Linked DNA regions of Homo sapiens: regions 1 and 2 are each linked to region 3. A link is an interaction called in ENCODE POLR2A ChIA-PET data of the cell type or tissue named here. Cell type or tissue: MCF 10A. All regions are shown on one strand. Each heading gives the region's core, and the rest is flanking DNA. Links, peaks and the distances in the headings are about the cores only.

The links. Peaks named below come from ENCODE experiments on the same cell type or tissue, not always from the same donor. Only the 100,000 strongest peaks of a DNase experiment are listed, where the experiment ranks them.
Region 1: POLR2A ChIA-PET joins it to region 3 with 5 read pairs; 2 of 35 experiments call an interaction of 5 or more read pairs at or near these places.
Region 2: POLR2A ChIA-PET joins it to region 3 with 6 read pairs; 3 of 35 experiments call an interaction of 5 or more read pairs at or near these places.

The regions. Positions count from the first base shown.
Region 1 is chr5:67,212,426-67,217,561 of GRCh38, forward strand. No RefSeq gene overlaps it. Among named protein-coding and RNA genes, the nearest start is that of CD180, 18 kb to the left of the region's middle. RefSeq lists an enhancer at 3,475-3,714. In MCF 10A, for the core only: no CTCF peak of the experiment used is centred there; no DNase peak of the experiment used is centred there.
Region 2 is chr5:67,134,170-67,139,305 of GRCh38, forward strand. It overlaps MAST4 (microtubule associated serine/threonine kinase family member 4), which reads left to right. Exons shown (of 29, transcript NM_001164664.2): 18 at 354-519; 19 at 2,394-2,495. Among named protein-coding and RNA genes, the nearest start is that of CD180, 60 kb to the right of the region's middle. In MCF 10A, for the core only: no CTCF peak of the experiment used is centred there; no DNase peak of the experiment used is centred there.
Region 3 is chr5:67,061,153-67,066,288 of GRCh38, forward strand. All of the region lies in intron 5 of MAST4 (microtubule associated serine/threonine kinase family member 4), which reads left to right. Among named protein-coding and RNA genes, the nearest start is that of MAST4-AS1, 60 kb to the left of the region's middle. In MCF 10A, for the core only: no CTCF peak of the experiment used is centred there; a DNase peak (open chromatin) is centred at 2,849.

The DNA of each region.
Region 1 (5,136 bases), core at 458-4,457, 150 kb after region 3:
AAATTAATTGTCACACTTGGCTTGTGGTAGCATCACTCCAATCTTGGAGGCCAGCATCTTCAATTCTCTTTCTGCCCTGTCTTTACATAGCCTTCTCCTCTGTGTGTGTGTGTGTGTTTTAATCTCCTTCTGCCTCTTTTTTATAAGGATACAAGCGACTGCATTTAGGTTCCACCTAGATAATCCAAGATCATCTCCCCATCTCAAGATCCTCAATTACATCTACAAAGACTATTTTTTTTTCCAAATAAGAGAATATTTACAGGTCCCAGGGATTAAGACATGAATTTCCTCGGAGGACCATTATTCAGCCTATTACATCAATTCATACAACAGCAATTTTATCCGCCCAATGTCTTAAGCCAGAAATTTGGAACTCACATTTGTCATAAAATTCTCCTCAACACCATTTAATCCAGCCATAACTCCTGTATTTTCTTTTAAAAAGTCTTTTTTTTTTCAAGATCACTAGGTTCTTATAAATAAATCTTAATTCTCCTCAGTAATTTCCCTCTCCTCTGCCACCAACCTAACCCAAAACATAATATCTTTCCCATTCTTTTTTTTCTTTTCTTTTCTTTTTTTTTTTTTTTGAGACAGAGTCTTGCTCTGTCACCCAGGCTGGACTGCGGTGGCCCGATCTTGGCTCACTGCAACCTCCACCTTCTGGGTTCAAGCGATTCTCTGCCTCACCCTCCCGAGTAGCTGGGATTACAGGTGCCCGCCACCACACCCGGCTAATTATTGTATTTTTAGTAGAGACAGAGTTTCACCATCTTGGCCAGGCTGGTCTTGAACTCCTGACCTCGTGATCCACCTGCCTCGGCCTCCCAAAGTGCTGGGATTACAGGCTTGAGCCACTGCACCTGGCCCCCATTCTTATTTTAATCGTTCATTTATGTCCATTGTAATTTTCTCTTTATTTGTGATGATGTTAAGTGTCTGTCTCTAGTCACTAGATTATTGGCATTGTGAAGGCAGGACCATACATGTTTTGTTCATCATTATATTTTAGGTCTCAGCATAGTGCTTAGTACAGAGTAGATGCTCAATAAATATTTAACATATATATTATATATATTAATAGATGGATGGCACCTTTTCCACCATGAGGAAGCTTCCAGTCTGGTAAAGGGACCATTAAATATATATAATTTTTTTTTTTTTTGAGATGTAGTCTTGCTCTGTTGCCCAGGCTGGAGTGCAGAGGCGCTATCTCGGCTCACTGCAAGCTCTGCCTCCCGGGTTCACGCCACTCTCCTGCCTCAGCCTCCTGAGTAGCTGGGACTACAGGCGTCCACCACCATGCCCGGCTAATTTTGTGGTATATTTAGCAGAGACGGGGTTTCACCGTGTTAGCCAGGATGGTCTCGATCTCCTGACATCGTGATCTATCCGCCTCGGCCTCCCAAAGTGCTGGGATTACAGGCTTGAGCCACCGCACCCAGCCTAAATATATTTTTTAAACCCTAAATTACTTTGTTGATTTAAACTGTTCCTATTGAGAACCATCTATATGCCAGACATTGTATTAAGCTCACAGGATCCACTAATTAACACATAATATGAAATTCCTTGTTTTCACAGAGCTCTACCTTTTAGCTTGGGAGAAGACAGATAAAGGCATAATAAATACATAATAAATGCATTTTATGTATGTATATGTGCTTAAATAAAACCTTAGAAAGGGAAAAGTGATGTGAGAAAAATAGAGCAGTTTAGAGAAGAGTTGTATACATTTGCAATTTTTAGATGATGCAGAGCTTTTTGAGAAGTTGAAATTTGAGAAAAGGCCTGAAGGAGCTGAGGAGGTGGGTGAGTCATGAATGCATCTCGGGAAGGAGTTCCCCAGGCTGAGGGAGCTGCACCTGAGGAAACCCAGGAGGCAAAGGTGGTCCTGGTCAGGATGATGAGGAGGTCCGTGTGGCTGGAGCAGGTGAGCTAGGTGGAGAGAGGCCGTAGATGAGGGCAGAGCTGCTGCGGGAGCCAAACGTGTAAGGATCTTTTCGGGCAGTGAGAGGACGTTGGTTTCTCACAGCAGAGAAGGGACATCATCTGACATATTTTAAAAGTATCTCTCCGGCTCCCTTGTGGACTGTAAGGGACCAAGAGTTGAAACAGGCACCCAGGAGGAGTCCTTCCAGCAACTGAGGTGAGAGATGATGGTGGCTCGGACCAGGGTGACAGCAATGGAGGTGCTGAGAAATAATTAGATTTTGGATACATTTTGAAAACAGGGCCAATAGGAATTTCTGACAAATTGGATATGGAGGGGTGGGGGTTTGGGGGAAGAGAGAGAGAGAAGAGAGAGGTCAAGAATATCACCAAGGTTTTTGGCTCATGTAACTGAAAGCTAGCCTAAATTCAGAGTTTTATCTGGAATTCTACCCCAAACATCTTAATTCCCTAAAGTCACTGGAATGGCTCAACAGCGCTGAACTTTCCAGACAGCTGCATGGAGTTGTCATCCATCCTTCTCTGGAGAGTGTCTGATCCCTTCTCTAAACTTATGCCCTGCTCCTCTCCCCTATCTGTGCACAGAGGACTTGGTCCGATTCTACCTCCGGAACAATGCTCAGCCCACAGCCCTCATTCCCTCCGTGATGAACAGTAACTGTGGACTTTTGACCTTCCTCTTGAGCTTGGTCTGAGTCTTGGCATTTACAACCACGGCTCTAGGTAAGGACATGCTTTGGGGTGTCTTTCTGGCCCTTGCCTTTGCGTTTGCGCATAGGGCTCTAGTGGCCCAATTATGTTGTTGCAGTAAAGTTTCTCCTTGCTCTGGTCTGGAGCAGTTGAGGTCATTCATCCCCTGGATCTCTGTTGGCACAGGTGGCTTGGCCGAGTGCCACTTTAGGTAACTGTGACCTGTTTACTCAACTTCTTCCTGGAGTTTTGATATTCTTGTTGTCAGGGCCTTTGAGAAAGTTTATACGATGGGCTCAGTGAAGAAGCCGCAGCTGTTCTGAAATTAGGCTCCTTTCCCCGTGAATGTGCAGCTATGCGGGTGTGTGGATCAGGTGCACAGGGCTTTGAGGAATGTGGCGGAGACTCAGTGGCAAGAACAGTTGTCTGTGATTGCTGGGCCTTGTTTTGACCCAGTCCCTCACCCCACATAAGCCTCTCAGCGAGGAACATGGAAGGGTCAGGCCTCTCACGTTTCCTCCCCTGTGAGATTGGATCGCCACTGTGATGGCATTTCTCCCCATCTTCAGTTGCTGGGCAGACCCTGCGTGTGTGCGCACATGTCCATGAGCCCACAACCCTTGCATATTTGCAACAAAAGTCTCTGGGGAGAATGAATTTAAATGGACTCTTGACTATTTGTTCTGGAGCGGCACGTGTTTACTTAAGTCACCAGCCTCCTTCCTAAATGCAGTCACGAGCTCTCCCAAACTCCACAGACACCCAAACAACCAAATATTCAGAGAGCCCGTGCCCTTGCCCTGCTTCAGCCCCACAGCCCCGCCTGGGTTGCTGGTCTGACCCGGCTGGGCAGGGTGGCTGTGAGCTGCCGGTGTGGCCCCAGGCACCTCAAAGGGTCCTCGGTGTTCAACAACAGGAAGTGCTGGCAGGCTTCCCTCGCTAGGGAACTGAAAGTGGTGACAACAGAGGATGTGTTCTTCAGGCTATCAGATAAAGCCCTCTGCACTGAGAACTGCTTCTGACGAGGAACAGAGACTTCACTGGTCTCTTCCCCATGCCTTGCCCTTGCCCTAACTAACTTCTGAATTTATATCACCTGTGAGTTCTGCTCTAATTCAGGGACTTGGGCGGAGAGGTTTCGGACAGTGGCCAAAAGCAAGAGACTGTCTGCATGACCCTTTAGAAACACCCGTGACCTGGTGCAGAGCTGAGCCAGCTTTGGCCACACTGTTTGGGATGCTGACTCAACGCAGCTCATTATATCTGATTGAATTTATCTTTCATTACTATGCAATCAAATTAAAGGGCAAGAAGGGATTTTTCTCTGTTTTCTGAAAGTGGTTGCAGCAAAACCCACTATGAAGCATTTATTTCTTGTATTGTTTAGACTGGGCAGAATCAGAGGGAGGTAGGTGTGTGACTTCATTTAGGAGAAGGTGAGCACTGATGGCAATATTTTCTTCAAATGCCACACATGAAGTGGGAGAGGTGACAGCCAAGCCTGCAGGGACTCTGTCTCTGAAAATGTGAGTGGAACAAAGCACCTCTGGGCTCTGGATCATTTTCTTGTGTGCTCCTGGGGTCTAGTTGGTTTAAACTCTTGAAGGCTGCAGTGTGTTTTTTGATATACCCCCATGTGAAGGGACATTTATTTAGCATAAACTATGGGCTGGGCACTGTTCTAAGGGCTTTGCATGTATTCACTTAGATTTACAAATTACTGAATATTGTTAAGAACAAAACCTAAGGAGCACAGGAGTGTGCACGGTGTTCTTTTGTTCCTATAAAAACAGCAATCATTCCATTGCAAGTGAGGGAAAAGTGGAAGGGTACCCAAGAAAATGGTAGAGTGATTGTCTTTGAGGAGATGAACTCAGGGACTGTGGTGTGGGGAGGGAGACTTTTCATTGAATACACACACTGCTCTGTTTGAATTATGTTTGACCATGTGGGATGCATCCTTGTTTCAGTATAAAAACACTGCATTTATTTTTAAAGGGAACAAAATGAAAATTTTATAGGCCAAGGCAATGTTGTGGGTCAGATCCTGGGGGCTGAATCCTGGAGTAGGGCAAGTCCAAGGCAATACTGTGTGTAGAATGGTGGGATGGGAGGGGGAACTCTGAGAACTATTTTTCTTCAGACAAAAAGACACAAAAGAGCTTGCTATCCTGGTGACGAAGAAATAGTTCTAATCTCAAACTGGAAGCTAGAAATTTAGGAAGGAGAACTCAAAATAGTAGTAAAGTCCACTTGATATGAACCAGTGTCAAGGTAAAACGAGAAATGTGAGCCCACCCCTGTAACTCACCCGCTATGTATGTGTTGTTCTAATTCCAAGATTTCCTCACTATGCAAGTCAGGCAGGCCTCACTTTCCCATCCTACCAGACTCAGACCCAGCTGATGAAAACCTACAATGTGCCTGTTACACATACAGTCAGAACACTGGCCCAGTCGTCTGGTCCTCAAGTATATGTATTATAGATGG
Region 2 (5,136 bases), core at 458-4,457, 73 kb after region 3:
GACAATGACAAACTTAAAAATGCATTATTATTTTAAATTTAAGGATTATAAGTGGTTTTAATATTGTATAATAGGTAAAACTACCAAACAGGGTCAGATTCTCAATTTGAAAGTAAACATTACATATAATTTAACATTAGAGCAGAACTGTAAACTTCCCGTCTTTGGTAATAATTCTTTTCGTTGGTATTTTAAATATCTTTTTATAATTGGTGCTCTTAAGTTCTTTGTCCATGTGGTTCCATGTGGTTGAGCAGGTGCATTCTGGGCAAAATAATTGGTGACTAGCCATCTTGCTCATTTTAATTCATGTCTAATATTCCAATTATTCTAATATTGCAATTATCTTTTAGGTCTGTGGCACACCTGAATACATTGCACCAGAAGTGATTCTGAGGCAGGGTTATGGAAAGCCGGTGGACTGGTGGGCCATGGGGATTATCCTCTATGAATTTCTGGTTGGATGCGTGCCATTCTTTGGGGATACTCCAGAGGAGCTATTTGGACAAGTCATCAGTGGTAAATATCATCAGGAGTTATCTTTAGGTCACTGTTGGGAAGCAGCTATTTAATGTAAATCTGTTGAGTGTCACAGTTTTTACTACTAAAATGTTAACCTTTATCAAACAGTTGAGCCAACAAAAGAACTCACTCATCAAAGCATATAACTGACATTCTTAATCTCAAGAGAGCAATTTTTGTTGAAAATTGATCTGAAGAAATGTTGTTAACATAGAATTTGGAAATGTACTAGCAACAAAACCATTTTTTATAGTGTGCTTTTTCTGCAAAGGAAATTGGTGTGGGATTTACAGGCAATTTAATTGCCGTCCAGTCTTCCTTTCCATGATAGGAAAGTTACACCAGGGAAGAAAAGGTTAATGTGGGTAACATTTACATAAATAGGGAAAATGGCTAATGGCATAATGAAGAAGTTAACAAAAATGTAATAAACCCTAAAACAAATGTCTACCAAATAATAAATAATGAGAATGGGAAAGAAGCAAGTTGAATCCACAGATTGTTAATGATTTCATTGGTAGTTGTTATGGCGTAATGTTATTTCTGTAACAGCTGTTCATCTTTCATTTAAAATTCAATAACTTTTAGATCTTAACCTGCAAGCTGACCCTAACTATTGTATGTGGCCTGTGGCAAAACTAAATGATAATTAAATAGGGTGTATCACTACCCTACCTGCCGATTTTATAAATTTCCCTGGAACATACATCAGAAAGGCCTCTCATCTTGAAAGTTTGTCAGGCATCACTGACATCTTTATCAGCCACGTACGGTCTATTTGGACTGTGTTTACAAGGTCCAGCAGTGGAAGTAGGGGAAAAATTCATTTTGCATATGAGGGGCCCCTTTATCACGGCATTCTTTTCTATCTTTGATTTTGCAAGCCTTGCATATTTGTAAACTTTAACAAAGCAGATTTGTGAGTTGCCTGCAGTGTATGACCCCTTTATACAATATCTGAGCTGTTTATGGATTTATAACTAGGCTGTTTTCTGATATACTAAGGCCTGAATGGCAAAGGGAATCAACTGTTTAATTAACACAAGCAGCAAATGCTGGCTTTGTTCTTGATGCCTTACGGCTCAGATGCATATTCATGTTTTATTTTCCAAATCAGATTTAAACTGCAGCAGAGGAAGCTAGAGGCAGGCACACACAGAAATAACTCATGTTTTTATTGCATTTCCGTACACACAAGCACGCACACCTATCTTCAGGCAAACTCCTTCAGAATGAGAAAGTATTCTTAATATTTATGACAGATTTTAAATACTTCCATTACTATGATTACTTTGGGTTTTTTTTTCTTCTTCAGTCTTAGCACTTTGACCTGTTTGTTTGTTTGTTTGTTTGTTTGTTTCTGGAAATAGTTATTTTTACAAAATTACTTCTTGCTTCTTAGAGCTGAAGAACTCTATGGCTGTGGCCAAATTCTCAGTTGAGGAAATTAAGAGAGAAAAATCTGAACCTGAGATAATCCCTGGATGGATATATTAGCCACCTGAAATGGAAGTGTTTAGAGTTTCTATTATTTTAAGTCTTTTAATAACTAGAGAGGCAACTTTTTGGAAGCCAATTCTTTGAAAGAAAAATACATTTAAAAAGCAAATTAAAGATCTGCTTATTGAAATATTCTCTTCCTACCTTGTAAAAAATCTATGCTACTTATGTCTTGTAAAATAATGCTTCTCAAACATGACTGTGTTTAGGAATCGACTGAAGATCTTGTTGAAAGGCAGACTCTGATTTAGTAGGTCCGGAGTGGGCCTGAAATTCTGCCTTTCTGACAAATTCCCAGGTGATGTCCATGTTGCTGGGACCTGGACCCTCTTGTGAACAATATGGTTATAAACAACTTTTCTTCCTTCTAGATGAGATCAACTGGCCTGAGAAGGATGAGGCACCCCCACCTGATGCCCAGGATCTGATTACCTTACTCCTCAGGCAGAATCCCCTGGAGAGGCTGGGAACAGGTTAGAGCCCATGTGTTTTAATTTTGCTAATATGCAAGAAATAATGTCTACATGGAGCACTCTGAAGCTTTTGTTGTTGTTTTGCTTTTTGCATAGGCAACATCTGTTAGTTGATGTAGAACATGACTGCAACACATTATAGCAATAATATTTTGGATTTTGTTTTCTGATTCAAAACAGTGTGTACGCTAAGAGGGTTGGTTGTTTGTCTTTGTTTTTTGTTGTTTTTGTGTTTGGCAAAGCAGAAATTATGCTTAATTTGTTTCAATAAATAAAGCTTCTCTGGAAGAAAACCTCAAAGGCACATGTAACTCTTCTATCCCGAAAAGCATGCATCTTAAATAACTTGAAACAGAGGATTCGATATTTGGAACTCTTTTTGTTTTTGTCTTTAAATATACATCCCCATACGGATTTGACCCAGCACGTTACTATACACAAGCTTTGAAATGGGTTATCAGTACTTGGACTAATTACTAGAAATGAGTGTCTGGGGTTGAACCATGCTGTCCTGTCACAGTGATCAGCACCGTGACCCAAGAAAGAGAATTAAAAACCACTGTCTTTCAGGATTAACGAGATAGTAGATTTGTTTCTTGCTGATTATTTTTTCTGACTGTTCTGCCAGTATTTTATTCCCTTTTCTTCTCTGTATTCTGAATAGACAGACTTAGCAATCCCAGTATAGAGTCCCAGTCTGCCCAAGTATGTGAATTTATGTAGATGAGACTAAATATTAAATATAAATGCATATAGTCTAGCCAGCAGCCATAATTTTCATCAGTGAAAAGTGCTGGCTTGATGGGTTGTTTACTCTGGGCTGTTTCATTCTACCCCCATTTTAATAGAAATAACAGAAAATACTGAAGAAATCATTTTCTCCCCCATTTTTTTCCAAGACAAAAATTTGAAACAGTTCCAAATATTTATTGTATAGTATTCTCCACATTCACCCACCGATTCTCCTGTTGGAGGACCTGTTCTTACCTAAGTATAGACGAATGCTGTGCTACTAGAGTTTATGATAATGCATTACAGCAAGGGTCAGCAAGCTATGGCCAGATTTGTCCCACAGCCTGGTATGGTAAATAAAGCGTTACTGAAACACCTCCATGTCCACTCATTTAGGTATTGTATGGCTGCTTTCATGCTACAAGGGCAGAGTTAGGTAGTCATGACAGACCGCATGCCCTGCAAAGACTGAAATGTTTACTGTTTTGCCCTTTACACAAAAGCTTTCCAGACCCTGCATTAGAGAATCCAAGAAGGCTTAATATTAGGGCTTGACTAGACAACTTCTTTTAGTTGAGCCTCTCACTAGAGCACCTTGTGTCTTTTTTACCTTTTTCAGTGGTTGAGTGGACTTTTAACCTGAAAAGCCAATATAAATTGAGGTTGAGAGCATAAACTCCACAGTCAGCTAGGCTGAGTTTAAATCTCGGCTGTATGACCCTGGACAGGTTACTTCTTTTTGCATTGCTCATCTCCTCATTTGTGAAAAGGAGCTTTCCGAAGTGCTACCTCATAGGATTATTATAAGGATAAAAACAAATCATTCTAGGGAAGAGGAGGCATTCTGCTGGATGGCTTTTTAAAACATTTCCTCCAGAGTCATCTGCCTCATTAACAAGTTTTATCTTAGAATTATTTTCTAAGTTCATAAACTGACATGATTTTTTATTCTGTTATGAATGCGTACTGCCCTAGTCCTTCAATAAGCCCATAATATGTGTTTTTTGTTTGGTTTTTGGTTGGTGGGTGGGTGGGGTGGTTTGTTTGTTTGTTTAGAGATGGCATCTCACTCTGTCACCCAGGCTGGAGTGCAGTGGTGCGATCTTGGTCCATTGCAACCTCCGCCTCCCAGGTTCAAGCGATTCTCATGCCTCAGCCTCCCGAGTAGCTGGGGCCACAAGAGCATGCCACCACGCCTGGCTACTTTTTGTATTTTTAGTAGAGATGGGATTTTGCCATGTTGGCCAGGCTGGTCTTGAACTCCTGGCCTCAAGTGATCCACCCACCTCGGCCTCCCAAAGTGCTGGGATTACAGACATGAGCCATTGTGCCTGGCCCCATCATATATGTTTTAATCCCTGTTACCTGAGGTCAGGTGTGGAATTTTCCACTTGTGGTGTCATATCAGTGCTCAAAAAATTTCAGATTTTGGAGCATTTCGGATTTTAAATGTTCAGACTAAGGATGTTCAGCCTGTATTCTGTCCTGTATTTACTCCTCCAGGAAAACTTGGATCCTTGGTTGGGCTTGATTTAACTAGACAAGGATGTGATAATGATCAGCATCTCTGTGTTTATAAATCATAGGCTGCAAGTTACTTCTCTGCACATTTTCTTGTTGATTGCTACTTTCAGTCTTTTTAGGGTTTGACAGTTTGAAGAACAAATCCCCTAACAGAAATCCAGAAGAGACATTTAAAAGACCCTACCCAAGCTCTTAGAATTGTCAAGTGCTTGCCAAACAGGCCAGTCCAACATGACAGGTCCCAGTAGGGCCCAGAGACTGAGGCTGAGAATCCCGCAGGCCTGCCGTGCTGCTTCCAATGACAGCGTTTTGTATTTAATGCATATTTAGTGGGCAAAATAATGCACCGTGAAAATGTGCGAATGCACATTTGCCCAAGAGATTA
Region 3 (5,136 bases), core at 584-4,583:
GTACTCTGTGTGTGTGTGTGTGTCCATCTGAACATGTGACTGAAATGCCTATGTTGAAACTTTTGTTCCCCCCTTATCACCACCAAATAGTACAGTGTTGAAGAGTCCATCAGTACAAGCCAAACATAATATCTTACTATTCGTAATGTACATGTTTTATTTCTATGGGATTTAGACATTTTCCATACTCATTAACCATTTGTATCTCCTTTTGTTATTTACCTTTATTTTTATCCTTGGTCCCTCTCTTTTGTTTAATTTTTATTTTATTGGCTTATAAGAAGTGAGAACTGATATTAATCTTTTATAATCTCACCAGTATCCTTTTTCAATTTGCCATTTCCCTTTTTATAACAGTGAGGGTTTTTTTTTTACTAATAGAAGTTATTATTTTTCATTTTGTGCATGTATGTGTGGTCCAAACTGTCAGTCTTTTTTTTATTCTTCTGATTTCTTCCAAGTTTGTTGTTATGTATAGTTGTACAGAGTTTTGCTTTTTTGACAAGACTGGTCTTGCTCTCAGCATCTCCTGCTCTGATCTCATTGCTTCCCCTCCCTCTTTCTGCTTAACAAGTTCAGCACCAGTGACGCATTTCTTTACCTTTTCATACTCTTAGTCTGTCAGTATAGGATGATGGTTTTCCTAAGCAGTGAAGAAGTTCTTGGGCAAAAAAAAAAAAAAAAAATCTGAATTCTTTCTAAACTGTATTGGTGAGCCTACAAAGGAAGGAAGTCTGTAAGCCAAATGGGCATTACAACAGTTTTTTCCACCTCCCCAGACTCCTGGAGTTGACTGATACACACACCTTTCTGCTCAGGTATTTGTGGTACCATCAGATTTTCATGCAGTGCTCAAAGGAGAGGCTATTACTTATGAATTTTAGTTTGCTGGTGAGAACAATTTAGTCATTAGAGATGAATGATCTTTAGGTGCCAGTGAAAGAATTCTCTTTATAAGATGAGGCTGGGCTGGGCGCGGTGGCTCACGCCTGTAATCCAAGCACTTTGGGAGGCTGAGGTGGGCGGATTACGAGGTTGGGAGATCCAGACCATCCTGGCCAACATGGTGAAACCATCTTTACTAAAAATACAAAAATTAGCCGGGCGTGGTGGCACATACCTGTAGTCCCAGCTACTCAGGAAGCTGAGGTAGGAGAATCGCTTGAACCCAGGAGGCGGAGGCTGCAGTGAGCCGAGATCACGCCACTGCACTCCAGCCTGGGCGACAGAGCAAGATGGTCCCCAAAAAAAAAAATGTGAGGCTGGAGACATGGCCCTGAGTGAAATATTGCCTTTGTTGTGTTTATTTTGTGACTTTCATTCAAAAGCCTTCAGCAGATTTTCCATGCTTGAAATATTATTTCCCAAATGTTTGAACCTGCTTTATAGATCTTTAATAAAAATGTTCATTCAGCAAGGCAATGACCTCCTTTAGCTGCATAGACATGATAGTACAAGACAAATAGTTCCCTTGCCTCTTTAAATTTAGGGAATAGGACAAAGGAAAATTAGGTGCTCATGGAGTCATAACAAATTAATTGTTAGCCTTAATAGGAATTAAGTTTCCTGGTGCCCCACATAACCACTGTTTCTTTAAAATAATATTAACTTTCTTTTTTGTTTTTTCAAAGGGATTTCTGACATCATACATTTCCTTTTTAAAAAAAAATATGTCAGTCTCAACAAAATCAACTTGTAAAACCTTATCTTCAGTTTAGGGCACCTTGCTGTCCTCCTTGTAGAGTGTCATTTTATGTTGGTAAAATAGGCAAATCATGTGGCTAAACTTTATCCAGGTGATTCCTTTAGTCAGCCATGGGTAGAGCATCATCTTGGAATCATCTAATTTTATTAAAACCTTTTTCACTGAGCCCCAAGATCAGATTTCTTATAGTGTGTATGTCCAAGCTATATCATTTCACAGTGCATCTGTTCTGTGACTTCATTTCATTAATAAGTTTCTCTGCATTACGGAGAATACCATCTTTATGTTCCATGCTGTACTCACTTTTTTTTTTTTGTCTTTAGCCTTTGTGTAATTGCCAATTGTTACTTAAGTAATGACACATCTTGCCCTTCCTGCTTAAGGAAAAGAATGATAAAATCAGATGGACTGACGTCAGTCAATGTGTTTTCCTAGTCTGGGGTATTGCTTTGTGTCAAGTCAATAATCGGGTGTATATACCAACATCATTAGTCTTTGTTAATTCCTTTATGCAGATCCATCTGCCCTGTGCCCTTCATTTATCATTTTGGCCCTTTAGGAAGTCTGTAATGTTGATGTATAATCTATTCCTAGTAATAATTCAATGACATTGTTCATATTTCCCTAATCTCTGGGTGTAAGAGAATTTAATCTGAATGGCCTTTGATTTAGATTTTTATTCTCTCCTTTATTATAAATTAAAGCTGTTGGAAACTGATGCCTAATTTTAATTTTGAAGCTCACCCATGTTAACAAAAGTGGTAGCAACTTTTTTTTTTTTTGTAAGAACATGGGTCATCCTGGGCAGACACCCATAGGGCAGGTTTTTCATTCTGTTTAATTTTGCTTTTCAATCACAATTTTGCAGCATTTTTGTTGTGTTTGTGTATCCACTGGGGACTTTGTTTAGCTAGGGTTGGTTGCTGAAGTCCCAGCTGGATCTTAATTACATATTTTCCATGTTAGAATTGACAGTCCTTAAAGAAAGATTGGATGTAGGGTGAGACAGAGTTGATCAAAGGTGACTTCCAGCTTGCTGAGAATATGGAAGACTGGACGGGACATTTCTCAAGATGGAAGAAACGAGAAAAATGAATCAGAGGTCATACTTAAGAGTTCACTTTGCTGCATATTGGGCCAACTTGCTCATGAGTCATTCAAGTGATGTAAATAGGCAGTTGTTGTTACATAGGTCTGAAACTCAGAGGTTGCCTCTGTGTTGGCGATGTCAGTTGGAAGCCATTAATTCACTGATGGTATTTAAAATAGTGAGAGGGGAGGAAATCATTGAAAGGAGAGTTGGAGTGAGAAGAAGCCAAAGCCTGGCTCTACAATGCTAACATTTTAAGGTCCTGAGAGGACACATGGCCAGCAGGAGACTGAGAAGCAGAAACCTGAGATGCAGGAGGGAAGGTGGAGAATGCAGTGCCATAGAATCCAAGAGCAGACGGGTGCCCACAATGAGGGAGGCGTCCATCTTAACATCAAGTCAGCCAGCCCTATCAGGTGCGTCACAGATGTCCACTGAAAGAATAAATAATTGTTTATAGATAAATGGCCAAAGACTCATTTGACTCTTAGGACCAAAAATGCAGCATGTGCCCTAATGCAAGTCAAGGATTACTTTCCCCCAAAAGAGGGAGTCTTCCTTAATACTGAAGTACCACAAAGCCCTGTACATCATACATTATCTTAATTACTTTATTTTGAAAGTAGTTTTAGCAAATCTTTCATTTGCCTTGTCCATAATATAATCCATTTCAACCATTGCTAAGCTGAATGGAGGCTGTTGCCTTTCAAACTCTTCCATAATTTAGTTGCCAAGGTGAGACTGATATACAACCTGCCAAGTCCAAAAAGCAGCCAAACAGGGCAGTGCTTCACCTAAAGCAAGGAAATCTAAAACTTTCTATTTTTGACAGAAAATCGACATTGGGAATTCTTGAGGTTAGATTCTTATAAATTTTAGAGAGGAGAAGAACTCTTGAAAAACTAGAGTCTCAAAATAGTCAACTTCTTGAAGTTACTGAGATAGGATAATCTTTTTAGTATCAAATTTTGTCAAAAAAATACAATTGGAAATTAAAATAATTGGTTTATCTACTTTGTCCATTTTTGTATTCGACATTTTCAGATTTAAATCTGGTGCAGCATATAATTACATATTTATTGCTTAAAATGTCTAAATTAATAAATAGTATAAATGACAATGTATTAGTATATATATGCTAAATCCCTAAAAGTTTATGTATTCAAACTGGGAAAAATAATTTTCTCATCTGCTAGTTGAAAATGAGAAATTGCCTTGTGTCTAGGGTTGCTTTTGTTCTAAGATATGATCAGTGACCACCTAGAAAGTAAAAGGTACATTTAAAATTCTTCCTAGTCACCTCTCACTCTTGTGGTTTTGAGAACATGGTAGTCTGTGACAGGACAGTTTCGGTGACCGTCACAGTGATTTCTGTGGCTTTGGCTTTTCTGCTCCTAGCTCACTCGTCAGCAGTTTACTCTCAGGTTTATCTCTGAATTTGAGTTAGAAATCCTCAGCTGTATGTAAATAGAGACTGTCTTCCTCCAGTCATTAGCTGGTGAGAGAGTGTGGATTTGTGTCACAGGCAAACTAACTGTTCCACAGAGACAAAAGGACTTGAGGCAGGGGCTCCGTTAGTGTGAGGATCAGCCAGCTGTCTTCATTAAGTGCCCAGTGCCATAGACAGAAGGCTGAATGCTCAACACAGCCACAGTGGCCTGTACCCATCAGGCAACCAGTAAGGGAAGTTTAAAAGTCTGTATCTTAAAATCAAGTATATATGCTAAAAAGCATTTTCTTTTTTTGGCACATTTAAATATCATGTACAGGAATGATATCTGTATCTTTGAACTTATTCATTCTGGCATAATTGTAGTTTCAGCTTTATGATGCTTTAATGCAGATTTTAAAAACTGACTACAGCAATGTATGAGTACTTCTCTACAAAAGCCGTGTAAACTGCAGGCTTTGAAGTTCTAAGCTTTCATGTTTGGAGTAACAGTGAGTAATTGCAGAGCTTGTCATGAAGTGTTCAGGTGTGCACACACTGTGGCAACCCAGAAGTTTAGAGGGTTCAAGCCTGGGGAGGAGGAGCCCATCAACACTCTGCACTGGAGTTGGTAGCATATTTTGGTTTCCCTAGTCAAGGGAGGAGAGAGGTAGATAAAATTTAGAAGTGTATAAATACAAAAACAGTCATATAGTTTTAGGGGGGAGAGATGAATTTTGCTTGAAAAAAATCTGAACTATTTTAGATGTTTTTAAAAATATGTTTAAAAACTTCTATTTACAAAAGCTGTATATATTCAGTGTAGAAAACTTGGAAAATATAAGAACAAAGAAGAATTGAAAAATCATCTATATTGTCCCCCTTAAAAGAAACATATAGATAAAAGAAAAT